2 separate regions of the Homo sapiens genome follow, and region 2 is linked to region 1. Evidence: read pairs that join two places in POLR2A ChIA-PET (ENCODE). Cell type or tissue: CD4-positive, alpha-beta T cell. All regions are shown on one strand. Links, peaks and the distances in the headings refer to the core of each region. The heading gives the core; the rest is flanking DNA.

Region 1 (5,268 bases), core at 269-5,268:
TAGAAGCACACATGGTGTGAGCCCCCTTGGACATCACAGCTTTCAGTGGTTCAGAGGGAGCATCGGAAGCCCAGGAGTGCCGAGCACACACATCTCTGTGACTATGAGGAGCAGTCAAACGATGGGGTATTGTTTGGTTGGAGCTTTGGTCTTGGACAAGTGAGGGGACACAGCCACAAATACTTATGTCATATTTAGATTCAGTTGCATCAAAGTTATTGCAAATGGTGAAAAAATTATCCCAGTCCTTTTGCAGTAATTTTAAATATCTAACAAAATATTCAAGAAAACAGGTTTCTGATGAAATCAAAAAGTCAAGAAGAACTGTGGAATCAAATCCTATATTTTTCAAGAAGAACAAGAAAATACAGTGAGGATTATAGCCATTTTCATGTGTGTGATGGTCCCACATTTCTTTTCCCTGAGTCAAGCTTTCAGTGGCTTCACATCCTCTGAAAATGAAGATAATGGAGAATGCAGATTAATGACCTTACAAAAATAAACAGTTTTACCAGATATAATTCACATACCATAAATTAACCTATTAGATTACTTTTAAATCTATGCATCACTTCTTAAAAGAAAAAATTTCAAAACCCATTCCCTTCCCCATAAGCTCTAAAGAAATCTGACTCAGTAAAGCAAAATCCACTGACTTTGGCAGTTCTAGTTTTTGTCTGCCCAATAAAAGTTACCTGTTGTTCTTTCTCTCGACATCAGAACTCCTCATTCTTATAGGTAACCAATTCCATGTGGTAAGATAATTCCTAAACCTCCTTCCTTACCCTCAACAAGGGTGGGCATGTGACCCAGATTGACCAATCAGAGCACTCCATGCTCCTGGCCACAATGACTGGTTCTGACAAGGCTCTGTGACCCAAGTGGGTTAATCAGGTCTCCCCTGGGACTTTTGCTGGAGCTATGGAAGATTATAACTGTAAGGCTGAGGTACGCCTTGAACTGCCGGTGGCCATGCCTTGAGAATGAATTCAAAACTGTGAGACAGAGAAAAATTGAGAAGTGATTGATGACATGATTGATTATAGTCCCTGTACATATAGTTATACCTGACTCCAACTTGACCCTTTAGAATTCCCAGTTATGAGCCAATAAATGCTGGCTTTTGCTCAAATTAGAGTTGGTTTCTATCATTTACAACCAAAAAAATCTTAACAAATACAACTACATCTGAAAAAAACTATCTATGTTGTAAGCACATGCCTCTCTGGACACACTGAACTGGATTCAGAAAGTGAGAAATTCACACACAAAGTCAGTTTCATTCAGGGGTTTCCACTTCCTGAGGAGTAAGGAGCTAACTTTGAGTACAATTAAGATACACTCTTACAGGCGTGTGCATTTTCAGACTGAACTTGTATTTGACCATTTTGAACCTAATTCAAATCACATGCAGGAATTTTGTGTTCTTGATTAGGACCTTTTGAAAATTGGCCCCAAACACTCAAGAGTCTAAGAGCAGCCATTGCCAGCAGTGTCATAATACAAGTAAGTACTGGCGGCACAACGCTGCACCACAGATCATTAGCAAGAAATCCCTTTCTCCCAGGCCAAGAAAGAAATGGAAATAAAGCAAATATGTGAGGGTTTTAATAAAGCAGAAGCAGAAACAGTGGAAAAGGTCATCGGTTATTAGCTTCATAACCAATTATAGATATTTGCCACAAGAAGATATTAACCCAAGTACAGCTATTTTAATAAAGCAGAGACAATCAGTATAAATCATCAGTAACATAACTTAACCAATTTCAGACATTTGCCTCAAGAAGGTATCAGCCCAAATTCGACTGAAACGAAAATTCAGAACAGCTTCTTTGATTATTTCTAAGTTTGTATTCACCTTTACAAAGGCAAAGATCATCTTACTGAAGCTTAATACAAAAAAGTAAGTCTTAGGGGTGAAAAGAGGTCTTAAATGAACAACAATTAAGATTCAGAGAAGTGTACTGACTTACTGGAGACCAAATCAGAAGCCATGTTTTCAGATACCAATCTAGTTATACTACCTGAGAACTGCCCAGCCAGCCAGGTTTTCCTAGCGATACAAATGCAATCTCCTTTTCATGTAAGTCAGGGTTAAAGAAAGGAACTGCAACAGGATGTTTTCCCCCAAATGATGAAAGTAAGCAACACGCCCAGCACATTCTCAGAAATGTTTTCTGCTTTCCTGACTTGTAGGCCGTTCAATAATTACTTTAAAATACACTAACCTGGTCAGTGTTAAGTAGATGCCCAGTGATGCCTTGGCAGCCTCCAGCATGTCATCGTCTTGTTCTATGAAAACCCGAGACAGCCATTTGCACGGATTGTGTAATTGCAGAGAGGGCTGAAGATGAGGCTTTAAGAAGGTCAGTAACTCAGACATGAACCTCTGTAAGTCAACTTCAAAAAATGAAAATTTCAAAGTGTAGGCAATAGTTTATGAATGAATGAATATCTTGCCTATATATAAATTCATAGTGTCTAAAGTACCTTAAGATGCAATTATCCTAATTCACTTTCAAAAAGTCATCAGGAATCAGTTAGGAAGCATCTTTATTTGGCAAATGAGGACACTGAGGCTCAGGGAAAAAAAGTGACTCATTCCAGAGCATACATTTAAAATGTACAGCTACATCATCTATTTGCAACAACTGCCTAACAACTGTCTCTTAGAAATAAAAGTTATGTGATTTCTTGCTAAAAGCAGATAAATAAATGAGCAGACAACTAAGATCACTTCATCGGATGCCAGAGCTGTCTGTCCAAGAATGCAACCAAGCAAAAATAATTTTGTCTTCAAAATAACAGAAAAACATATTTTTTGTTTGTTTAAAGCATAGAAGTACTACTATTAAGCACAAAAATAAAAAACGTTTTAGGTAGTTTGAACTACAATTTAAAACTGAATTATATAACAGGTGCCATCTAGTGTTATAAATTAAAACTGCACAGAATTATAACTAATGTGTAGTTATTAAAAGCTAAATTATATCCAAAGCAATTCAGTGATGTCATTGCTCACAATTCAAACTTTTCACTGAATCTGTATGCTGCCTGTTTAGAGACATTTACTATTCATTTTTCTCAAGTAAAATGGAAGACTTTGAACTCCTGAGTTACTATTCTGGAAATTATATATGTAACAATTTCTTTGTCAATATAACTTCTCATATATTAGCTTTAATTCAATATCTAATTTTCAATAATCTACATTAGTGGAAACACTAATTGTATGAAGGATTAATACAAATGGGGTGGGGAAACAGAGACGAGAGGATCACTTCAGCTCAAAACGTTGAGGCTGCAGTGAGCCTGGGAGACAGAGCAAGACCCTGCCTCAAAATAAATAAACAGTAAACACAACAATAACAAAGAAATAACAACAAACAATAATAACAATAAACACATAAGTGGGAGTGAACATATTTTTCTTTAATCTCTCTGTCTTCTCCTCTCTCTCTCTCTCTCTCCCTGAAAGGATCTCCATCTGTTGCACCAGGACTGGAGTGCAGGTGTGCGATGGGTCGCGGCTCACTGTAGCCTTGATCTCCCAGGCTAGGACCTCCCAGGTTGGGACAGGAGGAATAGCATGGGCCGAAGGGGGGTCAGGGCTGCAGTGGGCCATGGTCACGCACCTGCAGTTTAGATTAAAAAAAAAAAAAGGATTAATATAAATAAAATGCTGTAAATACTTGAATATGAATTGATTTCCATCACTTACTTTGAGATGACTCAACAGCAACTTTTTTAAACCTAAATCATTCCTTATGCTTTACAAATTCATTGTAGGCACAAAAAGCTGACATGTTTCTTAAAGGTAAATCCAGTTCTTTTTTTTTTTTTTGAAAATGTAATAAGTTACAAATAGGATAACATACAGCTTAAATTACTGGAATTTAAACTAGTCCTGAGATTTGATAATTATGAATTACTGTACTTAAGTAAATAATTACACACTGCATACAAAAGGAGTTTGGAGAATTACCTTTCACTTCACTTGCTGAAGAATAATTTTGAAACTTGATTTCTAAGGATTTCATTATAACTAAGCTTGCTGCTCTAAGGATCACATGATCTGGACTAGTGATAAGTTCACATTCAGGTTGAACTTCATCACCTCCAAAAAAGGAATGTTTTTCATAAACAGACAGTGTCTTCAACAACCCCGAATTCACAGCTTGCAAAACAGCATTAGCTAAAGCCAGCATGTCCACCGCTACATGATGGTCTGGCGGCATTAAGGCAGGCACAGATCCACGACAGAGGTCTTCACCCACTTTACAGAGAAGGCACTTTTTGAGGAATATGATGACCTTCCTTTTAACAAAAGCCTGAATAGGCCAGGTAATAACTTCTAGCATGCAAGATGGTTTCAAAAATAAAATCCTCTGGCAAGTGAAATGTAACTTCAGGTGGATTCTGGAGGCGATGAGAAGCTCAAGCAAATCCAGGAAACACATCAGGATGTTTACTATTTTAGAAGTATCCCGGCAGTTTTCAAAATGCTGAGAGAATAAGGAATTGTAAAACACTTCAAAAATGGTGTCGAAATGAGTCAGGAACTGCTTTAGAATTTCTGCAATTATAAAAATAGGAATTATAAACAGGAAAAACAGTCTTCTTCAAACAATTTTACAATTCACTTTTTATAAATATCACTTTTTAAGATGAAAAAACAGATTTGGAATGTTTACCTCTAACATTAACAAATGAGGTTACACAGATTAATGGGTAAGAACCACGGTTAAAATTCATTTTATGGCTGGGTGTGGTGGCTCACAACTGTAATCCCAGCACTTCGGGAGGCCGATGCGGGTGGATCACTTGAGGTCAGGAGTTTGAGACCAGCCTGGCCAACATGGTAAAACCCTGTGTCTACTAAAAATACAGAAATTAGCTGGGTGTGGTGGTGAGCGCCTGTAATCCCAGCTACTCGGGAGGCTGAGGCAGAAGAATCACTTGAACTCGCAAGGCAGGGGTTGCAGTGAGCCAAGATCATGCCATTGCACTCCAGCCTGGGCAACAAAGCAAGACTTGTCTCAAAAAAATAAAACAAAACAAAACAAAAAATATTCATTTTACGAATATCAGTAACATCAAACAATGCAAGGGATTTGTGCTCATGAAAAGCTTTACTTTTTTCCTTATACTTTTTTTTCTTTTAAAACAGGTTATCCTCAATCAAAATATATTGGAAGAGACTGACTTTTTCATTACTTTAAGACAGATCAGATGTTCCAAATTAAGTTTTGTTTCTCATTATAAATG
Region 2 (5,501 bases), core at 295-5,294, 240 kb before region 1:
AGGAAGTTTCTTAGACTTCTCCTCACCTACAAGAGCCGGCAAGGCTACTCTCAGACCATGTCCAAGGCTATCATAACACAGGGTCACCAACAGGGCACGAAACCTATGGCTGCCATGTTCAGCCAGGAAGAGCATGTTCCCATGGGAAAGCTTGGATTAATCTGATTAATCTTTCTAGGAAAGATTAGGAAACTTCTAGGAAACTTAAAGAATGTACTTTGCAGATGTCCCAGTAAATTAATTTTCCCGATTTCTAAACTCCTGATGTTTGAAAGCTAATCCAAACTAGATAGGGCCTAACTGACTGCTCATTAGCTCAGCCTATTAAAAGGCCCATTGTCATTCTCAGGACAGCCACATTTACTGAATATTTCATGCAATGCAAGAAGGACCAGAAGCAAAATATGTAACTCTCCTCTGTGTCTGTGTTCCTGACTAGTGCAGAGCCTGAGTCTGGCACAACCTTAAATCCGCACATTACTCCCGCACCAAAAAGCAAGCTGATGCAAGGTTTGAGAGCAGGGAAGGAGAGATTGTATTTTTAAGCAAGTTCAGAAATTTCTCCCTACAGTCTTGCGTGGCTGCTCTTGTTTTAACTTGTTCCATCACACCCACCCCACCCTGATTTTGTTAATTTTATTTCCTCATTAAAGGCTAAACAGTCTATCAAAAGAATGCCTCAAAACTCTCCTTAGGGACAAAAATGCAAACACAAGCACCATTTATCATGTCAGTGATCCTCAGTATCACACCACTAAAGGGGATGGAAGGCGGCCATTAGACAAACATCCCATTATCTCATCTACAAGCACGCTGAGTTCTGACCATGGACTAGAGTCTGATGAACGGTGGCGTGAGCAGAGAGAACAGTGAGAAGAAGACACATCTGTCCTTTGTTTCGTTGCATGGCCCTGCTTGAAGGTGCTCAAATGGGAAAATCCACTCCCGATGGCCCACAGGTGCTATTCCTCAGGTTTAACAGTCCTTAGCGATGTGGTTTTCAACACCAGCTGAACATCAGAACCACCTGGGAGTCTTTACTTTGCCAGATGTCCCCAGGATGTCTAATTAAAGTGGTTCTCTGTGGGTGGGACCCAGGCGTGAGTAGCTGTTAAAGCTTCCCAGGTGATGCTAAGGTACAGCCAGGACTGAGAACCACTGCCGTAGAGAAATCCCTCTGCCTCTGTGCCGGTACGTCAAGACAGAACTAGGTAGGGTCAGGGGCTCAGGTTAAAAATAGCACACTGCAGGGGGCCAGGCATAGTGGCTCATGCCTATAATCCCAGGACTTTGGCAGGCCAAGGCGAGAGGATCACTTGAGCCCAGGGGTTCAAGACCAGCCTGGGCAACACAGTGAAACCCATCTCTACCAAAACAAAAATTAGCCAGGTGTGGTGGTGCACGCCTGTGGTCCCAGCTACTCAGGAGCGAGGATCACCTGAGCGCAGGAGGTCAAGGCTGTGGCAAGCCATGATCACACCACTGCACTCCAGCCTGGGTGACAGAGTGAGATCGTGTCTCCAAAAAAAAAAAAAAAGCCATACTGACATCAAATCCACACACAACCAACTGTCAGACCAAAGACCCTGTTTCCTATTAAAAGGTATTTTTTAGGTGCTAGTAATTGTACGGGGTCTTCCTCACTTTTGTAAGGAGGCAGAAAGAACAGAAAAACCCTAATGTCTCCATTTGAGACTCAAAGCTCTCTTGAGGTTTCAGAGATGCCCTCTATCCAGCACAATCACCTCTAATACTCACCTTGCCCACACAGACTAGGCTAAGGAGAAAGTCAATGTACTGCCATCCAGTCCACACACAGCAGCTGAGCTCAACTGCAAAACTTGTTTACAAATAACAAGGTAATTCTAAAGCAGTCACATAATTTATTCCCAATGTCACCGGGATACTAAACCAAGACACATTGTTTCCAATGTCACCAGAATACTAAACCAAGACACACTGCATTTTCATACAAAGATAAGTCTTTAAACTACAGAAGCACAACCCCCAGAAGTCAGCAGTGGGGTCCCACGATCTCCTGGGAGGAAATGCCACCTGTGCTCCAACTTCATCTGGGGACATTTGTAGCCCCATGAAATGTCCTTAAACAGGTGACAGGTCATCCACATTAGGGTTGTTCAAAGAGAGACCCAGAGTATAAGAGCCCCAGGTTCTCCCCCCACACTGCATCTTAAAATCACTTTTAAAAACCCTGGCACCCAAATCATACCCCAGACTAAAACAGATCAGGATGTTGGGGGACAGGCCAGTGCATGGCAAGTTTTAAAGCAGTGGTTCTCACACTTTAGCACGTATCTAAATCCCCTGGAGGACCCGTGAAACTACAGATGACTGGACCCTCCCCCAGGGTTTCTGATTCACAGCTCTGGCCTGAAAATGTGCATGTCTAACAAGTTCCCACGTGATGCTGATGCTGCTGGCCCGGGGGCCACACTGTAAGAATCGAGAATCGAATCACAGCTTCAGAGGCGCCCCAGGTGGCTTTAGTTACTGCGGCCAGAACTCGGGAGCACTGTATTATTAAGAGTGAGCTCCTGGCCAGGGCACCAGGAGGAGGGAATTCTTATCCAAGCTCGGCTACAAGGTTTTTTGGACCTCAACTTGCTCTTGATATATAAAATTGAGGGACTGCATGAAAGAGATCCTAGGTTCCTTGCAGAAACAAAACGATGACTTTTTCAAAGGACTGCCGACACTAAGACACATAGAAAGGAAAAGGAAGTGGTCTCAGGGCAATAAAACAGCTTTTGAAATATAGGGGAAGGTAAGTTCTCACTCATGTGGCTTCAGTGCACTTGGAGACACACAAAGGATGTGGGCTGTGCGTGTGTTCTAAGCTGGTCATGCTGCTGCCCCGACTCACCTGTTAGAACCTTGCAGAGCTGCTCAGGTCTCTGGGCCTCAGCAGAAGGGCTGGGGGTCAAGGACCATTTGCGCCTGATCAGATGTTCTCGTCCACTGAATGGGCCCTGGGAGTTGTTGAGGGGCTGGATTAGCACCTGCTCCTGCCCAAGCTGAATGAGGCCAACCTGTCCAGAAAGGAGAAGGAAACGCGATGTCGGTCATCCTCACTCACACACGCCCATGGCCCCCCGGAGGGGCAGGCAAGACCACCTTGCTGTGATTTGGTTTTCCAGGTCTGGGCTCGTTTCTTTGCAGATTGGTCAGATTTACCTGAGCCCAAGAGTGAGCTTGTGTGTGACTTACAAACATACCACAGAGCAGCTGCGTTGGGGGTAGGGGTACAGAGACAGATACAACAGCATCCATTTTCCATGTTGGCTTTCAGAGAAGATGAACTACTTCATTATCAAATTTTTAATTTTAAAATTATTTTTTAAGTTACTTCAAAAATCATCCCCCCAAAAGTCCACCTGGGAGGCAACACTGAAATTGTTGGGAATGACATTTGTATCCCTAATGGAAAAATGTATCTTATCCCTGGGTATATTAAGAGTAACATTAGTATTGTTTTGACAGCATCAAAACAATTTGCCCTCCTTCAGCAGGCACCTGCTGCTAGTTTCCCTTCTTATGCAGAGTCAAAATGGTAAATCTCTCAAGGAAATCGAACCCAGGCAGGGCCAGGGGAGGACCTGGTTTGAACACTGATCGATGCAGTCAACATCCCCTTCTCCTGGGAACAATCCCGAACTGCCTTTGATCGCAGATTCAGGAGATCTGGCGGATGAGTCTCAGGGGGCCATGGCATCCTTTCTTGTCTCCCTCTTCCACCCTCACTTTTCAAAAGCCATGACACACTACACCCCTGGTTCTCAAAGCCTAGCGTGTGCCCAAATCACCTGGAGGTCCTGCTGGAGCCCAAGAATGTGCATTTCTAAGAAGTTTCCATGTAATACAGGGACCACACTTGGAGAAACAGCACTCCCCACCACACGCAGAGCTAACTCCAGTCTCAAGTATAAAACTCACTTAAGCCAAATGAGATAGACCCCAGCTCTACGTTCTGAAAGGATGCACCAGTACCAAGATTCCTGGAAAGTAAATCAGATCAACTAATAAGATCGCCTACAATCTTGCGTCCCCAAGATACAGGGTGAGGCCATACTTACCGCTCTAAGCATATTTCAAGGTTTCCATTTCATTAGAACTTTTGCCAAGAAAAACTCAAAGATTTTACTGCCCAAATAAAACTGTCTCAAAGTGGCACTGCATGACCTGCAGGAGAGCACAGCTTTCCTCCCTCTCCTTCAAAGTGAAAACTTGAGTTTGTTCACTAGGAAACTTTGGGGAAACTGAAGAAATGGAAGACGGTGGCCACAGTGGGATCTGCAGAGCTCCATCACAGCTGTGCGCGATGCGGCCTCGGTGCAGAACACCCGAAAACTGCCGCAGTCAAGAAAGAGTGGGCAGGGTACGGCACAGTGCCTGGGATGGAGCCCCGCGTGGGAGGACCCCCCACCTGCTCCCCAGAGGATACGCTTCACTCTAATGAGGGGCTGCACTCATTTGGAAACACCCTGGCTGTGGGTCAAAGCCCCCCCAGGATCTAGCACTTTCAAAGCTAGTTATTATTCGTTCAGTCTAGAGTTTGCATTCACAAACCCCGGCATAAAAAGCAGTCAGCTGTTAGTTCTAAGCTGATACAAATTTTTAAAGACAGGGAGATCTCACCTTGGTGAGAAATCCTACACATACACACTCATATACACATGCAAAGCATCACTTAGCACCTTAGGGAAGGTTTTTCTTTACAATTCTCAGGGCCCCCATGTGCTGGTTTCTATAAACTTAAGGAAGAAAACAGCAATGCTGGGGAAAGATGGATGAATGGACTAGTGGGTACTCGCCCCGGCAGCCACTTGCCCTCTTGGGCCCCGACCTCGAACAGGGATGTGGCCAGGCTAGCACCAGGAAGGAGGGGTTGTACAGGGCCCTCACCCTGGGAACCTGCGTGAGGAAGGGCCCTGCCTCCTCCTCCCTCACTGTCTCACTGTCCCCAGGTTCCTTCAAGCCTAACACTGCCATTGTCAGCATGCCACCAGTGGTCAAACGTCCTGTTGAGAAGTGCCACCTATGCATTACACACAGTCTCACCCCAAATACCCACCAGCCTTCCTTCTCTCTCCCTGACCTCTCTTCCCTAAATAAACCCCCTTCCCCGCAGCCCCCTGCACTCTTACATTCCAGCCCACTACCCCATGTTATAGGACCTTTTCACGACCTAACGGTTTGTTCCACTGAGGCAAGATCAGAATTATTCCTCCTGTTTTTGCCAATGTCTGCCACATAACAGTTACTCAGAAAGAAAAAATTCGACTGAAAATGCAGTTACGTGCACAGACTGCCTGCAGCCCCCTGGCTCAGGGCTTCTCATCCCCGGCTACCTATTGTTATGATCTGGGGAGCTTCGAAAACTCCTGATGCCTCAGCCCCTACTCCAGGCCAAGTGAATCGGAATCTCTGGGGTGGAGCCCAGGCACTGATATTTTTTCAAAGGTGACCAGGAAAATTCAATG

The links. ChIA-PET counts read pairs that join two places held together with the same protein. Peaks named below come from ENCODE experiments on the same cell type or tissue, not always from the same donor. Only the 100,000 strongest peaks of a DNase experiment are listed, where the experiment ranks them.
Region 2: POLR2A ChIA-PET joins it to region 1 with 5 read pairs; 5 of 35 experiments call an interaction of 5 or more read pairs at or near these places.

Annotation. Positions count from the first base shown.
Region 1 is chr15:100,569,666-100,574,933 of GRCh38, forward strand. It overlaps LINS1 (lines homolog 1), which reads right to left. Exons shown (of 7, transcript NM_001040616.3): 5 at 3,986-4,576; 6 at 2,229-2,400; 7 at 1-452. Among named protein-coding and RNA genes, the nearest start is that of LINS1, 30 kb to the right of the region's middle. In CD4-positive, alpha-beta T cell, for the core only: a CTCF peak has its summit at 2,937 (motif pointing left); a DNase peak (open chromatin) is centred at 2,946; H3K4me3 peaks cover 766 bases; H3K27ac peaks cover 1,789 bases.
Region 2 is chr15:100,328,005-100,333,505 of GRCh38, forward strand. It overlaps ADAMTS17 (ADAM metallopeptidase with thrombospondin type 1 motif 17), which reads right to left. Exons shown (of 22, transcript NM_139057.4): 3 at 2,885-3,050. Among named protein-coding and RNA genes, the nearest start is that of ADAMTS17, 11 kb to the right of the region's middle. In CD4-positive, alpha-beta T cell, for the core only: no CTCF peak of the experiment used is centred there; a DNase peak (open chromatin) is centred at 2,817; H3K4me3 peaks cover 933 bases; H3K27ac peaks cover 826 bases.